Regions from separate parts of the Homo sapiens genome. Here region 2 is linked to region 1. A link is a loop called in an ENCODE intact Hi-C map of the cell type or tissue named here. Cell type or tissue: OCI-LY7. All regions are shown on one strand. Links, peaks and the distances in the headings refer to the core of each region. The heading gives the core; the rest is flanking DNA.

Region 1 (12,199 bases), core at 1-8,000:
GCCTGGGCCCACCACTTCTCTCCTCTGAAGGGAAAAATTCAGACCGCCAGATGGGAAATGGCTGAAATCACCGCACTTCTATTGGGTGGAAGGGTTCAAACATCGGGGACTCAGGTACTCAGATTCCCTTGCCGCCTCCCTCTGAAACACGAACCTTCCTTTATGAGCTGGCTTCAGGGAGGCCCCCTGGCTTCTCTTACCCCAACACACAGTGCTCCCACAGCCACAGTGCTGCAGAGGCCACCTCGGCCCTAAAGTCCCATGGCTGGAAGCCACAGCAGGCTCCACAGAGGCCCCACACAACCTCGTCTGCACCCATCAGTCTGAAGAGGTTAAAATTCAACTCCATATTCAGCCCTATGTTTATTCCTTCTAAATGCCCTTTTTCCTTTCCAGATAACTGTCACTAAGGGAAACTGTCTGGGTTCCAAACTCTGCTCAGCATCCTCACAGGGAGAAGGCACCCCCACCACAAGGGAAGCTCCGGAGCCCTCCTCCCTGTCGCCTGTGCACAGACATAGCCCACTACGGGGGCAGCCACGGCACCTGTCAGGGGAAGCTGCTCTACACCCCCCTTTTTTTGGGGGGGGTTGGCTTCTCACAACCCATCAAATTATATATGTATATATATGTATGTATATATATATATATATATATACACACACACACATATATATATATATACACATGGTTTTTTTTGCTAGACACAGGGACTCGCTGTGTTGCCCAAGCTGTTCTTGAACTGGGCTCAAGTGATCCTCCCGCCTCAGCCTCCCAAAGTGCTAAGATTATAGGATTACTGGCATGAACCACCGCACCCAGCCATATATATATATATAATTTAACATTTTTTCTTTTAATCCCATCCACTATTACAGAACCTATGAAATTTTCTTCAACACCTCTATGTAGCATTTAGAATGTAAGCTCCTGATCCACCAGAATCTGCAAGAATGGAGTCAGGAGCCTCAGAAAAGGAGCCACGGCCACAGGCGAGCAGCTCGGGGACAACGCTGGCTCCACAGGGCAGCTCCTGGGCCAGGCACCCGCTGGCGACTACACGGAGCTTGTCTTGTGGAAACAAACGCGCTTTCACAAACACAGCAGTCCTGCGACATGAGGCGGGATGAAACTTTGAAAGGTATTTTAAAGTCTAGCCTTGTAACAAAACCTCAGGACACTCTGTCCCCAGCCTTCGTGCCCCACGGGGAGCTTCTAGAGGCTGAAGGTGACAAGTGTGAGCCTCTGCTGTGCCACCACCCACCCTGTTACATGACAGTGGCAAGCTGAGCTTTCACGGGATGGCTGGTGTTTCACAGACCGCCCCTCCATCCCGTAGCCTAGTTGGCTGGCATGGAGGTGGCGCTGCTGAGCGTCAGCCTTTGGAATCACTGATCACCTCGGCGTCTGTTTTGTATGCTCTTTACCTATGGACTAGTTTGTGGACGGCTAAGAAATACAGCCTCAGCATTGATTTGAAAAGGTTCCTGTCAGAGTCCACCGTGCTCCCTCATTCCATAAAGCTTAAGCTTTTAAAAAGTGAAACGCCATGTTAGCCAGGATGGTCTCGATCTCCTGACCTTGTGATCCGCCTGGCGGGTGCCTGTAGTCCCAGCTACTCGGGAGGCTGAGGCAGGAGAATGGCGTGAACCCAGGAGGTGGAGCTTGCAGTGGGCCGAGATTGGGCCACTGCGCTCCAGCCTGGGCAACAGAGTTAGACTCCGTCTCAAAAAAAAAAAAAAAAAAAGTGAAACACACGTCTCTATGGGCTTCGTGTGCAGGGGCGTCCGGGAGAACACAGCTCAAAAGGGGGCATGGGGCCCCAGGGCCACAGGCATGGGGACCTTGGAAAGAGAGACCCGGAAGATGCTCCAGCTGGGAAGGAATTCACTTCCCACTGACCAGTGTCCGCTAAGCTTCAGGCTTTACTGCCATAGATCACTAAATGCCTATCGTTCTGAAAGGGGTACTTTATGTTTCCAGATTCTTAATTTACAGCCTTATTACAATATTACAATTTAAAAGAGAGTCTGGTGTCATGGCAAAAAGGTGGCAGGCAGGAAATGCAACAGCATCCGTGAGCAGGAGCCAATCCCCAGCGTGCTGAAGCCACCTCAGCGCCACCTCGGCCTCCCTGAGCCAGCCTGGCCGGGTCGCGGTCGGGGTGGCTCCTGGCACTGGGGCTGCAGGCCGAGTAACAGAATGCTGAGGCACGGCCTCCCGGGTGTTTTGAAAAGGCACCTCCAAGGTTGGTGGACGTCACTATCTAGGAAAGGAAGCCAAGGAGTGCGGCTGGCGCCTCCGGGCAGGGCGGTGAGGGGCGTGGCAGGGCGGGGCGGTCTCACACTCCCAAGACAGGTTACCTAGCCCTGCTGGCTCTCAGTGGGCCAGGTCAGTGTGGCTGGCACTCAGAGCTCGCGAGTCGGCCAGACAATTATTTCGTTCCTGCATGAAAAAACAAATAGAAAAATTACACTTAACCAGGACTTCAAATGATGCCAGCTTCAAATGGCCTCAGGCCTAACAGTACCAGCTGCACAGCTAAATCTAGGTTGGCACTCGAGAGGCCCAGGGGTCAATGTGCATGTAGAAACTCCAAGAAACTGGAGGGCAAACACTGGGTCAGCTACAGGACCCTGTAAAATGAAGAGACTTTCTTTCCTCTTGTCATTAGGGGTGCTTCAAGCAACATGTCCAGCACCCTACAAGCCTCTTTAACAGCCACCGAGAAGGGGGCTGGGGAAAAGCTTTCCCGAGATGGCTGCCTCCCAAGAGTGTTGGGGGACAGGTCGGGGCACTGGCCTGTCTGTGAGGATTAGTGGATCTGGACAACTGGGAGGGCAGTGCCTGGCCACTGTCGCGAACTCTCAGCACCAGCACAGGGGCAGGGACTGCCAAGTCCCAACAGCTCGAGCTGCCGGGTGGGCCCCAGGCACCTGAGAAACAGGTTCTAGAGCAGCCACAGGCACCCGGCCACCCACTGACAGCCACACCAAAGGGCGGAGTGGATGAAAACTCAAACGGCCTCCGTGATGGGGAAGGGAGGCAGTACTTTCAGATGTAAACCTGATGTGTCTGTGTGAGGCCCGAGCAACTGCACCGAGTGCTTCAGGTTTTAGTGTCAAACTGACAGCACGCTAGTCATCATGTTAACAGAGTTTTGAATACTTCTGAACACTGAACAACAGCTTAAGTAGACAATTAATTATTAATAGTTATAAACTTAGTAGAGGCTAAAATCAAACAATCATACAAACTAGTAATTGGTCGAGCTTTGACAGTACTTTAACAGAATACATTAATTAGGTTAAACTATTTTTAAAGACCATTTGAGATCATTAATTAATATTCTGAGAATGTTCACAGTGTGAACATGCCCATAATTCACATAATCAGTGGTTAAGCAGAATATAAAAATACTACTGTCACAACTGTCTGTCTAGGAACAAACGTGGCGGCGTCCCCAGCCCTCTGCAGGAGCAGGGGCCGAGCAGGGGCCGAGTGCGGGTCTGCAGCAGACCTGCCAGCGTGGTCTGGGCAGCCTAGGACACAATTCGGGGTAGGCTCCTTACTTGAAAGCGATCTTCAGCAGCCTTGCCACCCACGTTAAGGACATTCAGAGAGCTGGCACGCTTCATGCTGCAACCCGGACACGGACATGCAAGGACAAACGATCAGCACATCGGTCAACCAGCAACAGGAAGCACAAGCAAAGCCCCCTCCAACGCCTCTGTGACACTGGGGGCTCTAGGGACCTTGCCTTCATCTTGCTTGGGTAACCGGGGAGTCCTATGTCTCACTCTATTTAGTGCCCAGGAGAAAAGACCACAGCTTCTCTGCATCTTTCACAGCAAAATGCTTCTTTTAAAGTACCATATGCAAACTCAAAATGTCCTTAGACTTGCACTTTTAAAAAGTGGCTCATCTAGACTGGGTATAGTGGCTCAAGTCTGTAATCCCAATGCTTTGGAAGGCCAAGGCAGGAGGATCACTTAAGCCCAGGAGTTCAAGACCATCCCGGGTAACATGGGGAAACCCCATCTCTACAAAAATACAAAAATTAGCCAGGCGTGGTGGCATGCATCTGTAGTCCCAGCTGCTCAGGAGGCAGAAGTGGAGGATCACTTGAGCCCAGGTGGTCAAGGCTGCAGTGAGCCATGACTGCACCACTGCACTCCAGCCTGGGAGACAGAGCAAGACCCTGTCTCTCTTTAAAACAAAACGAAACAAAAAAAAGACCAGCTGCAGTGGCTCACACCTGTAATCTTTGGGAGGCTGAGGCGGGCAGACTGCCTGAGCTCAGGAGTTTGAGACCAGCCTGAGCAACACGGTGAAACCCCATCTCTACTAAAATACAAAAAATTAGCTGGGCATGGTGGCATGTGCCTGTAATTCCAGCTACTTGGGAGGCTGAGGCAGGAAAATCATTTGAACCCAGGAGACAGAGGTTGCAGTGAGCTGAGATCACGCCACTGCACTCCAGCCTACGCAAGAGTGAGACTCCACCTACCAAAAAAAAAAAAAAAAAAAAAAAAAAAAGCCAGGCGTGGTGGCTCATGCTTGTAATCCCAGCACTTTGGGAGACTGAGGCGGGTGGATCACTTGAGGCCCAGAGTTCACAACCAGCCTGGGCAACGTGGTGAAACCCTGTCTCTACTAAAAATGCAAAAAATTAGCCAGGCGTGGTGGTACACACCTGTAATCCCAGCTACTCTGGAGGCTGAGGCACAAGATTCACTTAAGCCCAGGAGGCAGAGGTTGCAGTGAGCCAAGATCACTCCACTGTAGTCCAGCCTGGGCGACACAGCAAGACTCTGTCTCAGAAAAAAAAAAAAAAAAAAAGTGGGGGGAACCATCTGGGAGCAGAGAGGCTCTGCCTTCAGTCTGATGCTTTTCAGGGAGGGTGCTCCAGGGCTCATGTCAGACTCGTCACCACTAAGGGATCATGAAGAGACACTCAAAACTCACTGCTAAAAGATGATGCATAAATATACTGTCATATTTTTTATCTTTCTATATTAAAAGCTGGGAAATCAACTTTATTGTTAGTAAAATAAACTCTGAAGCCAGTATTTTTCTACTTAGAAAGCAAAATGTAACATAAAGTCATGGTTCTCCACTTAAAGGAATACAGGAATGTATACATATATTTACTTTTCCTCCATCTGATGTATTTAAAATACTTGATGAAACAGCCTATAAATAATCTATAACTTAAATGATGGACAGTCATAAAATGACTATCGTTGTTCACCACCACCATGGATGCCTTTGAACATAAACTCCCCTGAAGTTTTAAAGCTAAAGCAACCGATACTGAGGGTTACTTGAATTCTGAACGTGAACTGCATGCAACATGGGACAGCGAACATGAGCGCAGCAGTTCCTGGGAAAGCCAAGGACGGTGGCTGTGAGGCTGAGGCACAGGCTTGAGGGGTGACAGGGACAGCCTCACACAGGACACTGGGATGAGGCTGAAAGCCCAGGGCACCCACCCGTGTGTCAGCAGTGCTGTGAGCACAGCGCCTGGCACATGGCAGATACTCAGCCAGCCCCTGCCGAACAACTGCACCAAAAGCAAGACCTGAATTTCCTTATCCCCAGGCAAAACTCACCCCCAAAATGTCCCAACCAGGACAAAACAAAAACATCCCAATGAAGCCCACAACAGACATTGCTGGAGTCCCAAACAGGTTTTTCTCTACCTAGAACCACTCAAGAACAAAGTATAAAATCAAACCAAATCACAAGTAAATTATCATCTGACATACTCAGTTATTCTTGCTATAAAGTGGCCATTAACTTTTTTTTTTTTTTGAGACGAAGTTTCACTCCATCGCCCAGGCTGGAGTGCAGTGGTGTGATCTTGGCTCACTGCAACCTCTGCCCTACTGGGTTCCAGTGATTCTCCTGCCTCAGCCTCCTGAGTAGCTGGGACCACAGGCATGCACCACCTGGCCCGGCTAATTTTTGTATTTTTAGTAGAGACGGGGTTTCGCCATGATGGCCAGGCTGGTTTCAAACTCCTGATCTCAAGTGATCCACCCACCTAGGCCTCCCAAAGTGCTGGGATTACAGGCATCAGCCACTGCACCGGCCGCCATTAACTCTTTTTAAAAGAGCTACACAACCTTCCCTCAAACCCCCTTTTACGAAACGAAAGAACAACTCGAATCCTCAACGTCTCTTCCTACCACTCTTGCGAACTGCCTTGTTTGAACACGTGGCATTCAAAACCTTTCAGTACAGTCACTGTTAGGAGTCAGCCAAACAGCAAGCTGCAAACACCCTGGTCCTTGAGCGATTCTCAAAAAGTGGCCCCGGGCCAGCAGCCCCAGCACTGTGGGAACTTGTGTGAAATGCAAATTCTGAGATCAGGGACTCAGGAATTGGAAACTCAGGGGTGGGGCCTCACAGTCTCTGTCTGAACAAACCCTCCAAAAGATGTCTGAGACTACTGTCTAGTTAATAAAAACAGTCACTCTTATTTGGAAAGATTATTCAGTTGTATGCATTTTACGGGATGCAATTTCCAAAGTCATGTAGAAAACGTTAGTCCGTGCAAGTGTGTGCATCTATGTCACATGGTTCAGGCTGGCAGTGCTACAGCCCCATGAACACTGACCACAGTTCTAACACTGGGGACTGGTCACACACTGCTACATTTTTATCACGGCAAAGACACAAAACACGAGAAAACAGAACAACTCTGAGAGCTGTCATGTGGGAGTGTGGTCCAAGTTACAACACTCAGCACCAGAACTGGACTCTGCACTTAAAAGGCTTCAAAACTTAAGAACCTCAAACAATCAGTGTGATCCCCTCCAGGAATTAAATAATGTCCAGAATGCTCTCTCTGGGCATCATGTAATTCCTGGAGGGGATCTGAGAGCTGCTGTGTGACACCTCACATCATTCCAAGGAAGCGACACCAAGCAGTCACACAGCACTGCTCCAACCCTCTCAATGCTGTTTAAGAAGAAATGTGTAATCTCAAAATTCATCGAGAGGCAGATAGTAATCTATCATTTTGGTTCTGGAAATCTGTAAACATTTTAAAATAAGATCACTATTCCAAAGGCAATTTAAAATCCATTTCCCCCAAATAAGAGTTCATTTGTTTCATTGTAAGCAATTTGCTGCTAAGTCCCCATAAACTTCCAGAAGTCCAGTCTTCAAATCCTTGGGATCTTCCAGGGAGTTTTCTGAATGAACATTTGTGGGGCTCCTAAAACTCCCTCTCCAGAAATGGGCTGGAAAACAGTTGTGAGAAGCTCCTTACAAAAGCCACGTCACTCCTCTTGCCTCAGGCCTGCACCTCTCTCACAGCCATGAAGAGAAGTCTCCATCCACGACAGAGACTCCCACAGGGATACCAAGCGGACAAGAGGGTGAGCCCTACCACTAAGGGACTGGGCCATCTCTGGCCACCCCGCACCCTGGCCGTGTATGGCAACAGTTCTAAGGGCTTAGGTTATCAGGGATACTGAGAGAGATGAAAAAGTGGACATACTTTTTTTTTTAAATAGCTTTTAAAAGACAAAATAGGCCAGGCACGGTGGCTCACACCTGTAATCCCAGCAATTTGGGAGGCCGAGACGGGAAGATCACCTGAAGTCAGGAGTTCGAGACCAGCCTGGCTAACATGGTGAAACCCCGTTTCTACTAAAAATACAAAAAACTAGCCAGGCGTGGTGGCATGTGCCTGTAATCCCAGCTACTTGGGAGGCTGAGGCAGGAGAATCACTTGAACCCAGGAGGCGGAGGTTGCGGTGACCGAGATGGTGCCATTGCACTCCAGCTTGGGGAACAAGAACGAAACTCCATCTCAACAACAACAACGAAAAAGACAGAGTAACGAAACAACTGATCAGGCACATAACTTTATTATTTCCAATATGTTCTCCAGAAGAACTCGGTTTCACCATCCTGAGGTGATCAGACTTCTTACTCACAGAACTTAAAGTGGGATCACTTGTAAAATAGTTTTACTAGGAATCAGTCTCTAAAAAGTCGGTCACCATTTAGGAAGTCAGAGTTACACAGAGTGGCTGGCAAAAGTCTGCCTCATGAGAAATACGTCCAAGCCAGGAGCAGCTGCCCAGAGGTGACCCTGGACACTGCGGCAGGGACAATCTGTCAACTTTGTGCACCATATTAAAAACAAAGGATATCTTAAGAACCAAATTCCTTTGACAACTTAAATGTTATTTTTCAAAAGCCTCTAAGACCCATGACTCAAACCTTTTTTTAAACATATGAAAAGCCTGAGGTTTTGAAAATCTCCTTATAATAAAGTCTTAAAAGTTCTGATCCTATTTGAAACCATTTTTCTCCCTATTATAATACTGTATGAGATTTAATATAGTCATAGCTAACATCTGATTTATTTAAAAGATTAAAATTTTTAAAGAATTTAAACTAATGCTAATTTAAAAAATAATGCATATCTAGAGTAAACAAGTTCAAAATGCTCAACATTTTAATATAAATGCCCACATTTCGTTGCTAAGGCTTTCTTAGAACATGTGACAGAATCAAAAAATTCCATAAATTTCTTTTAAAGGTATTCGCCCTTTAGCCACTAACAGGAAGTTACCCAATTACTTCTCAACCTATCCTGGGAAAAACCTACGTGGCAACTATGAAACCCTTCGGTTGTGAGAATACGGGAACCAACTGGAGTGTCTTTCCTCAAGTCTGTGGGTGAGGAAGGCTGCGCTAGGAAGAGAAGCGGCCCAGCAGCCGGCGTGCAGGGAGTCGGGAGAGCTGGAAGAGATAGTTACCCGGGGTTCTTTGGCTCACTCTCTCGTGAACTTCCTCCCTTCAGCTTCCTAACCAGCTTCTCACTGCTGCGTCTAATGGAAGCCCGGAGTTTGCTAAAGGAACCACTGCGTTTTAAAGATCCAGTGCCATCCTGAAAAAAACGTGAACAAACGTGAAGCTGCAGGTGGTTCTCCCTCCTTCCCACAAGAGCCACACCGGGTGCAAATAAGAGCTCCACCAAGGCCGCCCTGCTTGCCAGCAGCTCACTGCTGACAGAGTCTTGCAGAAACCACCAATTACCATGTACGTGAATATACTTTAACTAGAAATTGTTCTTTTTAAGTTTCATTAAAGATAATCCAATGATCATGAAAACCTTTGGACATAAGGAAGCTCATTCAAACAAGTGATCGCATCCCAAAAGCAATGTGAATCCTGCTATTTTGAGACAAAAGCCAACACACAAAGTCTCAGGAAAATTAAAGCAGCTTCTAAGAATATCATCAAAATCGACTTCCACATTTAACAGATACATAAGCATCTGGTACAAGTAACACAGTACAGGACCCAAACCATTTGGATCTGACAGAGGCTCTTCCTTTTAACAGTTTCGTCTAAATGCAATAGTTGGAGGTACTGTTTCCTTCAGTAAATTTTACAGAACAGTTTCATTAAATGTTAACTACAAAGGTGGTTGGAAAATTAAATAAAATGCCCATTCTATACAAATAACTAAAAATCCTCAGACAACCTTGTAGGGAGGTGAGAGTGCCCAGCTCTCATCTTAATTGATTCAGGTATTAATAAGTGAAATACTTGGCAGTATCTGAACATGAAAATAAAAAACACAGAGTGAAGAAGATGTGCATACAGCAGCATTTCTTCTTGGAAGGAACTCCTTGGTGAGATGAACTGTCACCCCATGACCCCTAGCAGCTGTGCCATGCGGCGTTTCATGGATAAAGAGTGAGAAGTTCTACCAAGCAGACAGACACCAAGACACAGGTCAGTCGGAGTGAGTTTATTAGAAGTTAGAAAGACACAAATACACAAATCACTGAGCACTTCAAGATTAGTAGAGAAAAGCAGAATGCCCAAATTTCACACACAGACTACACAGCAAATGCTACTGGGGCATATCCTAGGGAGACCCGGAGTCCGAGCGGGGCCCCCAGGGCTCTAAGTACCACGGAGCACGTGCGGCACATGCCTTGCTGTAAGGCTTAGTTACGTCAACAGGTCACCGTCATGCCATTGCAACAACACCTTGTGTGACACTTAACTACCTGTTACCAAAGTGAACAGCTAATCGCTCTTAATTTTTAAACTCGTGTATTACACAGTAAATGGATTTTATTAATACAGTTTATATTACTAAGTACATATCTGGCAAAGCTACATGTATACAGAAATCAGGAACCCCCCCAAAAAGGACAGCAGCACCGAAAGGAATGGCCAGTTCACAGAGAGGTGCAGCTCTGACAAGATCCTAGAGGCTGCTAGACACAGCGGGCAGCACTGGAGAGAGAAGGGAAGCTGCGGGAGGCGCCACCCGTCATGCAGGAGACAGTGTGAGAGTCACGGGCGGCTAGGCCTGTCAGACAGAAAGGAGAGAGAAAACCCACGTGAAACCGCGGCGAGGAAAGGCAACAGGCTCTGCATAACAGCCTGGCTTACAGTATTTCTAGGTCACAAGTCTCAGCAGCCTTCTGAGTGGCTTTAGGACTGGGATGACCTTCTGCCTGCTTCTACCAGTCCAGCATAAAGCAGGTGCTGGGCCTCATGGTGCATTTCACAGAATCCAGACTGGTCCATTCCCAATGGTCATCAAAGTAAATGTCAACACTTTAAGCGTAAAGATTGGCAACGTATTAGAAATCTCCTTGACACTTGGTGTAAAAGGCTTTACAAGTAACTGTATATAAGGAGATTATGCAATGAAAAACATAGGGACCAAAATAAAGGCTACAGGTATGACTTTCATTCTCTTAAAAACACATTTTAGACATTTCAGAAACTTTAGGAAACCACGGACTTTAAAAGTCTACAGCCCATTTTAAACATGCAGTTGATAATCCAAAAGAAAATTAATTTCCACAGGCAGCAATGCGTCCTGGGTCCTGCCAGGTTGGAAAGCCGACGTCTCGACAGAAGCGCCAGACGGCAGGGCCTGCGCCCCGCCCGCTCGGACTCACCATGGGACGCTGAGCAAGTCAGTTAACCAGCCCGAGCTTCATTTTCCTCATCTTTAAAATGGAAAAATAACACTTGTTACCAACACCTCAAAAATGTGGGGAGGACAAGAAAACATAAGTTTTTGCTGCTCTTGAGAAAAAGGATGCTAAAATGCTAACGTATCGTCATTAACAGTGCAGCCCCTGCTGTTCATTTCAAAACTCAGCGCTACACTACAGTAGTTTATAATACACCTCAACTAAATGCTTGGCAGAACACAGAAGATTCATTTCACTCAGATTCAAAAGTATTTCATGTGACACACACACACACGCGTGCACACACGCTCACTCATGCTCTCTCTCCCCTCTGCAGCTGCTGGAGTAGCAAGCTGACAGCTGACAGCTGGGCAATGGGCCCAGGAGTCCCAGAATTGGGGTCCGACCCAGCTGCCTCCTCCTCCCTGAGCCTCTGCAGACCCAGACCAGCACCTGGGGTTGGCAGTGGAGCGGGTCTGCCCCACTCTGGGTCAGTCTGCCTGCTTCCCTGAACTTGCCACCTGAGGACCTTGGCTGTGAGAACCAGGGGGAAGGCCGGCGGCTGCCCTGGCCCAGGCAGATTTCCATTCAACTGGACTTCAGGGCCTGGGAGGATTCACTGCATTCTAACAGCTTAAGAAACTGTCTACCTCTTTATATTACTGGGAAAGAATATTCACATTACAAAGGTGGGTTACCTGAGCAGGATTAATAGGATAATGTGTTCACAGTTTAAAAATATGCAGTCATCGTTATTATCTGTATACAGTAGGATCTCAGATAATTTAGTGCTTAAGTTTATTTATTTTTGGCATATTCTAGTTGTCTTACTAGTGTAATTTGAGACAGATTCTGGCTCTGTCACCCAGGCTGGAGTGCAGTGGCATGATCTTGGCTCAATGCAGCCTCCACCTACTGGGTTCAAGCAATTCCCTGCCTCAGCCTCCTGAGTAACTGGGATTACAGGCGCGCACGACCATGCCTGGCTGATTTTTGTTTTTTTCGCACAGACGAGTTTTCGCCATGTTGGCCAGGCTGGTCTCGAACTCCTGGCCTCAAGTGATCCACCCGCCTCGGCCTCCCAAAGTCCTGGGATTACAGGCATGAGCCACCTCGTCCAGCCCTTATTGTCATTTTTTAAAAATAAAAATTCATCTATTTCTAACCATATATTCCATTCCCCAATAATCCTAGGTAAGAATTTAGTGTCTTCGAAACGT
Region 2 (8,000 bases), core at 1-8,000, 58 kb before region 1:
GCAGTAGAAAAATCCTCTTGTTACGTTGGTACCAGCGGCCCTTTGGATTAGGGTGGGGCGCTCCAAGACTTACTCATTCAGAGGGTCTGTTTTTCTTGAATAACTTAACTTGTATCCGTGCATTAAGATAAGTTATGCTGATGCTCACTTTTTTTCTGTATGAACTCTTATTTTATTCATTGGTTCAGTCTGTGCCTACTTTAAGTCACAGTGATGCACGAGAGAGGCTTGGATGGCCCTGCCTTCACAAAACCTTTGGTCTCAGAGATTTCTAAGTCACTTGAACAAACTAGCTTATGGACTGATTACCCTAAAGAATAGTCGGGAATTAATGCAAATATAATTGTTTGCTTTATGAGTAATCAGATACATGTGTCCCAAAGGCTTTTTGAAATGTGTTGTGGATTCTGCATATCACAGCTTTCTCCACGGTCTGGCACTAAATGATACTAGAATTAAGTTCAGTGTATAGAAATGAAAAAAAAAAAGGATCAACTAAATCTTTTATTCTTTTCTTGTGTGGTCAATTATAGCTGCTGAAATAGAAAGGTTCAGTGCCATGTTCCAGGAAAAGAAGCAGGAAGTACAGACTGCAATTTTAAGGGTTGATCAGCTTAGTCAGCAATTGGAAGATTTAAAGAAAGGAAAACTGAATGGGTTCCAGTCTTACAATGGCAAATTGACGGGACCAGCGGCGGTGGAGTTAAAAAGACTGTACCAAGAACTACAGGTAACTCCTGGGTCTGGCAATGGTTGTATTAAAACATTCTCATCTTTCTATCTTTCATTAGCATGGGTTGGAAACCTTAGGAAGTGGAAACAAATTAGTAGATTCTAATTTAATAATAGGCACAAGATATATTCAGTACAAAATAATTTTTTAAATGACTTGGGATAGGCCGGGTGCGGTAGCTCACGCCTATAATCCCAGCACTTTGGGAAGCCGAGGCGGGCAGATCACAAGATCAGGAGTTTGAGACCAGCCTGGCCAATATGGTGAAACCCCGTCTCTACTAAAAATAGAAAAATTAGCTGGGCGTGGTGGCGCATGCCCGTAGTCTCAGCCACTTGGGAGGCTGAGGCAGAAGAATCACTTGAACCCGGGAGGCAGAAGCTGCAGTAAGCCAAGATTGCGCCACTGCACTCCAGCCTGGGTGACAGAGTGAGACTCTGTCTCAAAAAAAAAAAAAAAAAAGGATCTAATTCACACAGCGTACAATTCATCCATTTCAAGGATACAATTCAGTGGCTTCAGTACCTTCACCGACTTGTCAGTTACATCCACCGCCACAGTTAATTTTAGAACATTTTTATCACCCAAAAAAAAGGCCCGCACCTCTTAGCCATCACCCCACAACCTCCATACCCTCCAGAGCCTGGCAGCCACAGATCTACTTTCTGTCTCTGTAGATTTGCCTATTCTGGACGTTTCATATGAATGGAATCATGCAGTACAGGTTGAGCATCCTTAATCCGATAATCTAAAATGCTTCAAATCTGAAACTTCCTGAGCTCCAGCGTGGCATGCAAAGGAAATACATGCTCATTGGAGCATTTTGGATTTTGGATTTCCAGATTAGGAAGGATGCTAAACAGGTAAATATAACATAAATATTTAAAAATCTGAATGAATCCAACATCTGAAATGCTCCGGGTCCCCAGCATTTTGGTTAAAGGATATTAACCAAAACACACCCTGTATGCGGTCCTTTGTGACCGGCTTCTTTCACTTAGGATGTTTTCAGCACAAAATAATTCAATTAGCAGATAATAATCCAGTAAAGAATTAAACTTAGGGTGATATTTTAAGGCCTTTGTGTAAACTCTTTTGATGAGCTAGGTGCCTATTGTTAAATCTTTGTCTTAGCTCAGACTGCTATAACAAAATATCATAGGCTGGATGGCTTAAACTATAGACATTTATTTCCCACTGTTCTGGAGGCTGGAAGTCCAAGATCAAGGTGCCAGCAAATTCAGTTTCCAGTGAATGTTCACTCCCTGGCTTGCAGAGAGCCGCCTTCTCGCTGTGTCCCCACGTAGTGGAGAGAGAGTTGTAGTCTCTCTCCGTGAACTTCATCATGGGGGGCCCCACCCTCATGACCTTGCTTAAACCTAATTACCTCCTAAAGACCCTGCCTCCAGACACCATTACAATGGGGTTAGGGCTTCAACATAGAGATTTTGGGGGACACATTCAGTCCTTAACAATCCTTAAGATTTTCATGTCTCAGAAGTTGTCATTCAGCAGGCGATTTTTCAAGCCAGAAATAGGTCTTGCTGCTTTATTAGCACTTGCTAGAAAAAATATTACATCATTTTATGAAATGAGGGTATTTAACTACATAGAGTAAAATCACTTGTGGTTGCTGTTAAGTTCTTTAACGTAAATGCATAGAAGTACTACAGTATTATAAGGTTTCATGACTTCTACATTTTAAGCGATTGTTAAAAGTGCAGCGTTTTAAGGATTTTTTGGTGAAATGTGATGAGTGTAATATAAGGATGTCATTTATTTCCAACTTTTTGGACTGCAGTCCAGGTTTTTGTTTGTTTGTTTTTGTTGTTGTTGTTTTGTTTTTCTTTTTTTTGAGACGGAGTCCAAGGCTGGAGTGCAGTGGCACGATCTCGGCTCACTGCAACCTCTGCCTCCAGGGTTCAAGCGATTCTCCTGCCTCAGCCTCCCCAGTAGCTGGGATTACAGGCACCCGCCACCATACCTGGCTAATTTTTGTATTTTTATTAGAGACGGAGTTTCACCATGTTGGCCAGGCTGGTCTCGAACTCCTGACCTCGTGATCTGCCTACCTTGGCCTCCCAAAGTATTGGGATTATAGGCGTGAGCCACTGCGCCCAGCCTGCAACCCAGTTTTTATTGTTGTTTTTTGTTTGTTTGTTTTTTGAGACAGAGTCTGCCTCTGTCACCAAGGCTGGAGTGCAGTAGGGCAATCTCAGCTCACTGCAACCACCGCCTCCTGGTTTCAAGCAATTCTCCTGCCTCAGCCTCCCGAGTAGCTGGGATTATAGGCACATGCCACCACACCTGGCTAATTTTTGTATTTTTAGTAGAGACAGGGTTTTACCATGTTGGCCAGGCTGGTCTTGAACTCTTGACCTCAGGTGATCCACCCACCTCGGCCTCCCAGAGTGCTGGGATTACAGGCGTGAGCCACCGCACCCGGCCTGCAATCCAGTTTTTAAAAGTACATTTTACGTCCTGTTGAGTATACACACGGAAGTGTGTATGTACTAGTGCTGTGGGCATCCGAAAGTTTAAGACAGCTCTTACTATGGGAAGTACACTCTGATATTTTCTGTTCTGTCCTAGTTCATTTCTTTAAAATGCTGGTTGCAAGCCACTAAAATGATGTAAAGGTGCTTCACTTGGTGACTCAGGCCATCCTTTTTGGTCCTTTTTGAGTTTCCTGCTGCCTCCACAGTAAGGTGCATCATGTGGTGGGCTCAGGCCTGAAGCAGCTCCATGGGGTGGAGCAGAGCATCCTTTAGTTTCTGAGAGTCCCAAACACCGCACTAGTCTCCTGTAATCATCATTGGCACTAGTCATTTCGTGTGCTTTGAAGAAGATGCTTACAGATGTTTGCTCTTTCTTTGTTCCATGAGAACGCTGTCCTGGCTTATCTCTGCTGTACCTGTGAAATATTCCACACAAGGTGGCAGTGCATGCATGTAAATATACATGAGAACTTAATGCTACTTTTTCTTTTTTAATCTCCCTGGCAATGAGAATTTGACTTTTAATTAACACAAATCATAAAGGTTGTATTTTGTGGTTTGTAGATTCGTAACCAACTTAACCAGGAACAAAATTCAAAACTTCAGCAGCAGAAGGAACTCTTAAATAAGCGCAACATGGAGGTGGCCATGATGGACAAGCGAATCAGTGAACTGCGTGAACGTCTCTATGGGAAAAAAATTCAGGCATGTGAAAAAGTTTTTGTGAGATAAACTACTAAAGATAGTTTATCCAAGCATTGCCCATCTTCTGTAAGTAGCAGTATGCTCCCCCATCCACCATAACTGATAAAACATAAATAGGCCATAAACCATCAAAAATGACAGAACAGAGTTCCTTCTCCCAGTGACTCATTTATTTCCTGGTGTGTGGAGGCAGAACCATCCTCAGCCTGCAGCCTTGCTCTCAGTGTCCTGGCCTTCCTTCCTCCCCATGTGTTTCTGTCTCCTCTTCACTGGGGGATGCTGTTGGCTCTGGAGTCACAGCATCTGTCACGGTCCGCACTCTGCCATTTTAAGCTGTGCCACTTTGAGCAAATTCTTTGACTTGCGTAGCCTCATGTTCTTGCTGTAAAGTGATTTGTCCTACCTGCCCCGTGAGTTGTTGTAAGGATTCTTATAAATAAGCCATGTAGAAGGATTTTGTAAACTCTTGACCAAAATGCTATGTAAGGGGTTATGCTTCTAAAAAATCCTTATTTGATACTGAATTTTAAAGGTAGTAAATACTCATTGAAAAAGTAATACAATAAAATACTCATTGAATAAATACTCAATGAAAAAATAATACGATAAAATACTCATTGAATAAATGCTCATTGAAAAAATGAGTATTAACCTTTGAAATTCAGTATCAAAGATTTTGGACTTGCCAGCGTCCACAATCACATGAGTCGATTCCTTAAGATAAATCTCTTAAGTACAGAAATATTTAAGGGAAAATGTGAAAGTCCTTTCCACCCTGTTCTCTAGAGGTGATAGTTGCTAATGGTTCCAGTCTTTTCCCTAATAAAGACACAAAGGTACAGAACTTTAACTGAAAATGGGATTGCAGGAATTACACTAGTCTCACTGCTCACCTTGTCTTTTTCTAACTGCAGCACGGGTGTCTTTCCAGGTCGTTACTTCATTCTGGTTGCACCATCTGAAAGCTATTCCCTGGTCCCAGGGCCTATACCCCTTTACCACCCTCTGTAGTCAGGCAGGGAGTCCTGAGTCTTGCTGCTGCTCACAGTGCATTGGTGAGCACATGTACCACTGAGCCGCCTGCATGGAGGAGGGGCGCCTGCACTCTGTGTCTTTGGCCGGATGTGGCACTTGACTTTCTCGCACCTGTGGCACTCAGTGATTAGGGGAGCAGTGCCTGAATGCAGAGCTGAGTGCATTCTGCCCTCGTGGTAGGAGAATGGAGCACCCACTCTCCTGACCCACCAGCAAGGACTCCCTTCCCACATCTCCCTTCTGCATATAGTTTGGTGACAGAATAGTGTCCTCTTGTTAGCCTCTACTGCTCTGAAAGATGCTCTGAGGAGGCAGCATGGGCTTGAAGGCCTTTGCCTAGGGGGAGTGGGTGTGGAGGGTGGTAGACGTAGAAGGGAGCTTCCAGTTCTGTGGATGTCACAGTCTCTCATTTACAAATCTGCCCTTCTTTTAAAAAAACAACACAGTGAGTTTAAAGATCAGTAGTTTATTTGTACAACTTTATGATTTCAGATGTTGGTTTTCCTTTTTCTCAAGATTAACAACAAAGAGGCCATGTGAGAGAGAGGCTGCAAGCACTTTCCCTGTGCTTACATATGCTCCTCAGTAATGGCGTAGTAGTCAGGGCTTCCTAGAGAAAGAGAACCAGTAGCGTGCGCGTGCACGTGTGTGTGTGTGTGTGTGTGTGTGTGTGTGTGTGTGTGTGTGTGTGTATGTGATTTAAGGAATTGGCTCACATGATTGTGGACGTTGGCAAGTCCAGAATCTGTGAGGGCGGCCGGCAGCGTGGAGGCCCAGGGAGGATGTTGCAGCTGGAGTCCGAAGGCCAACTCTAGGCAGGATCCCGCTTTCTCAGGGCGTCTCTCTGTTTCTCTTAAGGCATTCCACTGATTGGATGGGGCCCACCCACCTTCTAGAGGGTCATCTGCTTCACTCAAATCTACCAATTTGAAAGTTAATCTCTTCCAGATTGGAGACTATTATTCTAAGTGAAGTAACTCAGGAATGGAAAACCAAACATTGTATGTTCTCACTCATAAGTGGGAGCTAAGCTATGAGGATGCAAAGGCATAACAATGACACAGTTGACTTTGGGGACTCGGGGAAAGGGTGGGAAGGGAGTGAGGGATAAAAGACTACAAATTGTGTGCAGTGTGCACTGCTAGAGTGCACTAAATCTCACAAATCACCACTAAATAACTTACTCATGTAACCAAACACCACCTGTTTCCCAAAAACCTATGGAAATTAAAAAAAAAAAGTTAATCTCATCTGGAAAATACCTTTTCAGCAACATGTCGTCTGGTATTTGGCCAAATATCTGGTTACTGTGACCTAGTCAAGGTGATGTGTAAAGTTATCCATCACAAACAGCTAGATTCATTCCACCTACACTTCAAGGGATCGCCTTGAAGAAGTCAGTATTTTTGCAGAGATGCGTCTCCACCCAAAGGTCCTAGGTACCTTTGAGCAATTGTGAAAGCCATAACCCCTCACCCCGAAATGACCTGTCCTCATGCATATAGAATCTTACAATCACAGGGGTTATGGATCCTATTTAGAGCCTATATTGAAATCTTGAGGACGTCAGTAGTTCTCTAGAATCCCTGTTCCAGGCGCCTCTGTTCCTGAGCAGTGTTATGTGAACAGTGTCCTCTGTCTGTGGCTCTGTGTCCTGGCTGAGAAAGGCAGCGCTGCCTTCAGGGAACTGGGCCCATTGCTGGGAGTCAGAGCCTTACGTGCTCACTGTGCCCCACGTGGCTTAGACAGTACCGGCTACAGCCCTTATCCCGACTCCACGGGTGTGAGCACAGAGGCTGAGTCACCTGCCCGAAGCAGCACAGCGAGTAAGTCACAGAGGGGATTTGAAGCCAGGCTCAGAGCCCAGGATTTGACCAGTGTCTCTGTGCCCACTCAAGGGAGGAAGAGTATCCTGAGTAAGAGGGAAGCTGCATGTGGATCACGGGGAAGTTGCTCTGCCCTCACATCAGCTCCTCATGTGTACAGCTCCAGATGGGTGGGTGTTGTCGGAGAATTGCTCATAGGAAGCTACAGTTCCTTCTCCACAGTCTCCCCTTCTAGATGCTGATCTTTCCAGATGACAGGCTTCCTAAAAACCAACCACTGAGTGAGTGCTTTCTGTCCGAGCTGGCAGTCTCTTGCACTAAGCTTAGGACTTCTTTGAATGTAGGAGAATCTTGACTCTCATTTCTTCCCAATTTGTAGCTGAACCGTGTGAATGGCACGTCATCACCACAGTCCCCTCTGAGCACATCGGGCAGGGTCGCTGCTGTGGGGCCTTATATCCAGGTTCCCAGTGCCGGAAGCTTTCCTGTGCTGGGGGACCCTATAAAGCCCCAGTCTCTCAGTATTGCCTCAAATGCTGCTCATGGAAGATCCAAATCCGGTGAGTGGTCCTGGCCCTCTTCCTGGGGGAGAGTTTGTGAGCAGGGAATGGGGCCTGCGGTGGAGGGGCGGGGGGTGGGGCAGGCTCCTGAGGCTCTGCCCCACACATCGTCAGACTCCAGGCTCAGTCTCCCCGTGAGGCGCTTGGAGAGCTGTGTTCCCCTGTGGTAACAATCCTAAAAGGAAAACAAGTTATTTTTACTGAACTAGAGGTCTCTACTGTGTGGCTTTTCAAAACACAAATGATTAATTAAAACTCTGATCCATGGGCCGGGTGCAGTGGCTCACGCCTGTAATCCCAGCACTTTGGGAGGCCAAGGCGGGTGGATCACCTGAGGTCAGGAGTTCAAGACCAGCCTGGCCAACATGGTGAAACCCTGTCTTTACTAAAACTACGAAAATTAGCCGGGCGTGGTGGCGTGCACCTGTAATCCCAGCTACTCAGGAGGCTGAAGCGGGAGAATCACTTGAACCTGGGAGGCGGAGGTTGCAGTGAGATCGTGCCACTGTGCTTCAGCCTGGGCAACAAGAGTGAAACTTCATCTCAAAAAAAACAAAACAAAACAAAACAAAAAAAACTGACCCACGAGTGTCCTCTCTTACTGCAGGTTTATTTACTCTGAGGACACTGAGGCCCGGCATGG

Evidence for each region. Hi-C counts contacts between places; a loop is a spot of excess contacts. Peaks named below come from ENCODE experiments on the same cell type or tissue, not always from the same donor. Only the 100,000 strongest peaks of a DNase experiment are listed, where the experiment ranks them.
Region 2: a loop joins it to region 1, with 6 times the contacts of the local background. A loop is called at or near these places in 2 of 110 quality-filtered maps.

What each region holds. Positions count from the first base shown.
Region 1 is chr14:103,683,799-103,695,997 of GRCh38, reverse strand. KLC1 (kinesin light chain 1) reads right to left here. Exons shown (of 17, transcript NM_001394837.1): 14 at 8,787-8,917; 15 at 3,573-3,639. Among named protein-coding and RNA genes, the nearest start is that of XRCC3, 26 kb to the left of the region's middle. RefSeq lists silencers at 6,639-6,688, 6,539-6,739. In OCI-LY7, for the core only: CTCF peaks have their summits at 1,173 and 1,376; DNase peaks (open chromatin) are centred at 3,737, 4,197, 4,747, 6,317 and 1 weaker place; H3K4me3 peaks cover 4,642 bases; H3K27ac peaks cover 5,965 bases.
Region 2 is chr14:103,745,730-103,753,729 of GRCh38, reverse strand. It overlaps PPP1R13B (protein phosphatase 1 regulatory subunit 13B), which reads left to right. Exons shown (of 17, transcript NM_015316.3): 7 at 534-730; 8 at 3,796-3,936; 9 at 7,177-7,357. Among named protein-coding and RNA genes, the nearest start is that of ZFYVE21, 34 kb to the right of the region's middle. RefSeq lists a silencer at 4,929-4,978. In OCI-LY7, for the core only: CTCF peaks have their summits at 3,685 (motif pointing right) and 4,969; DNase peaks (open chromatin) are centred at 3,659 and 5,039; H3K4me3 peaks cover 565 bases; H3K27ac peaks cover 1,156 bases.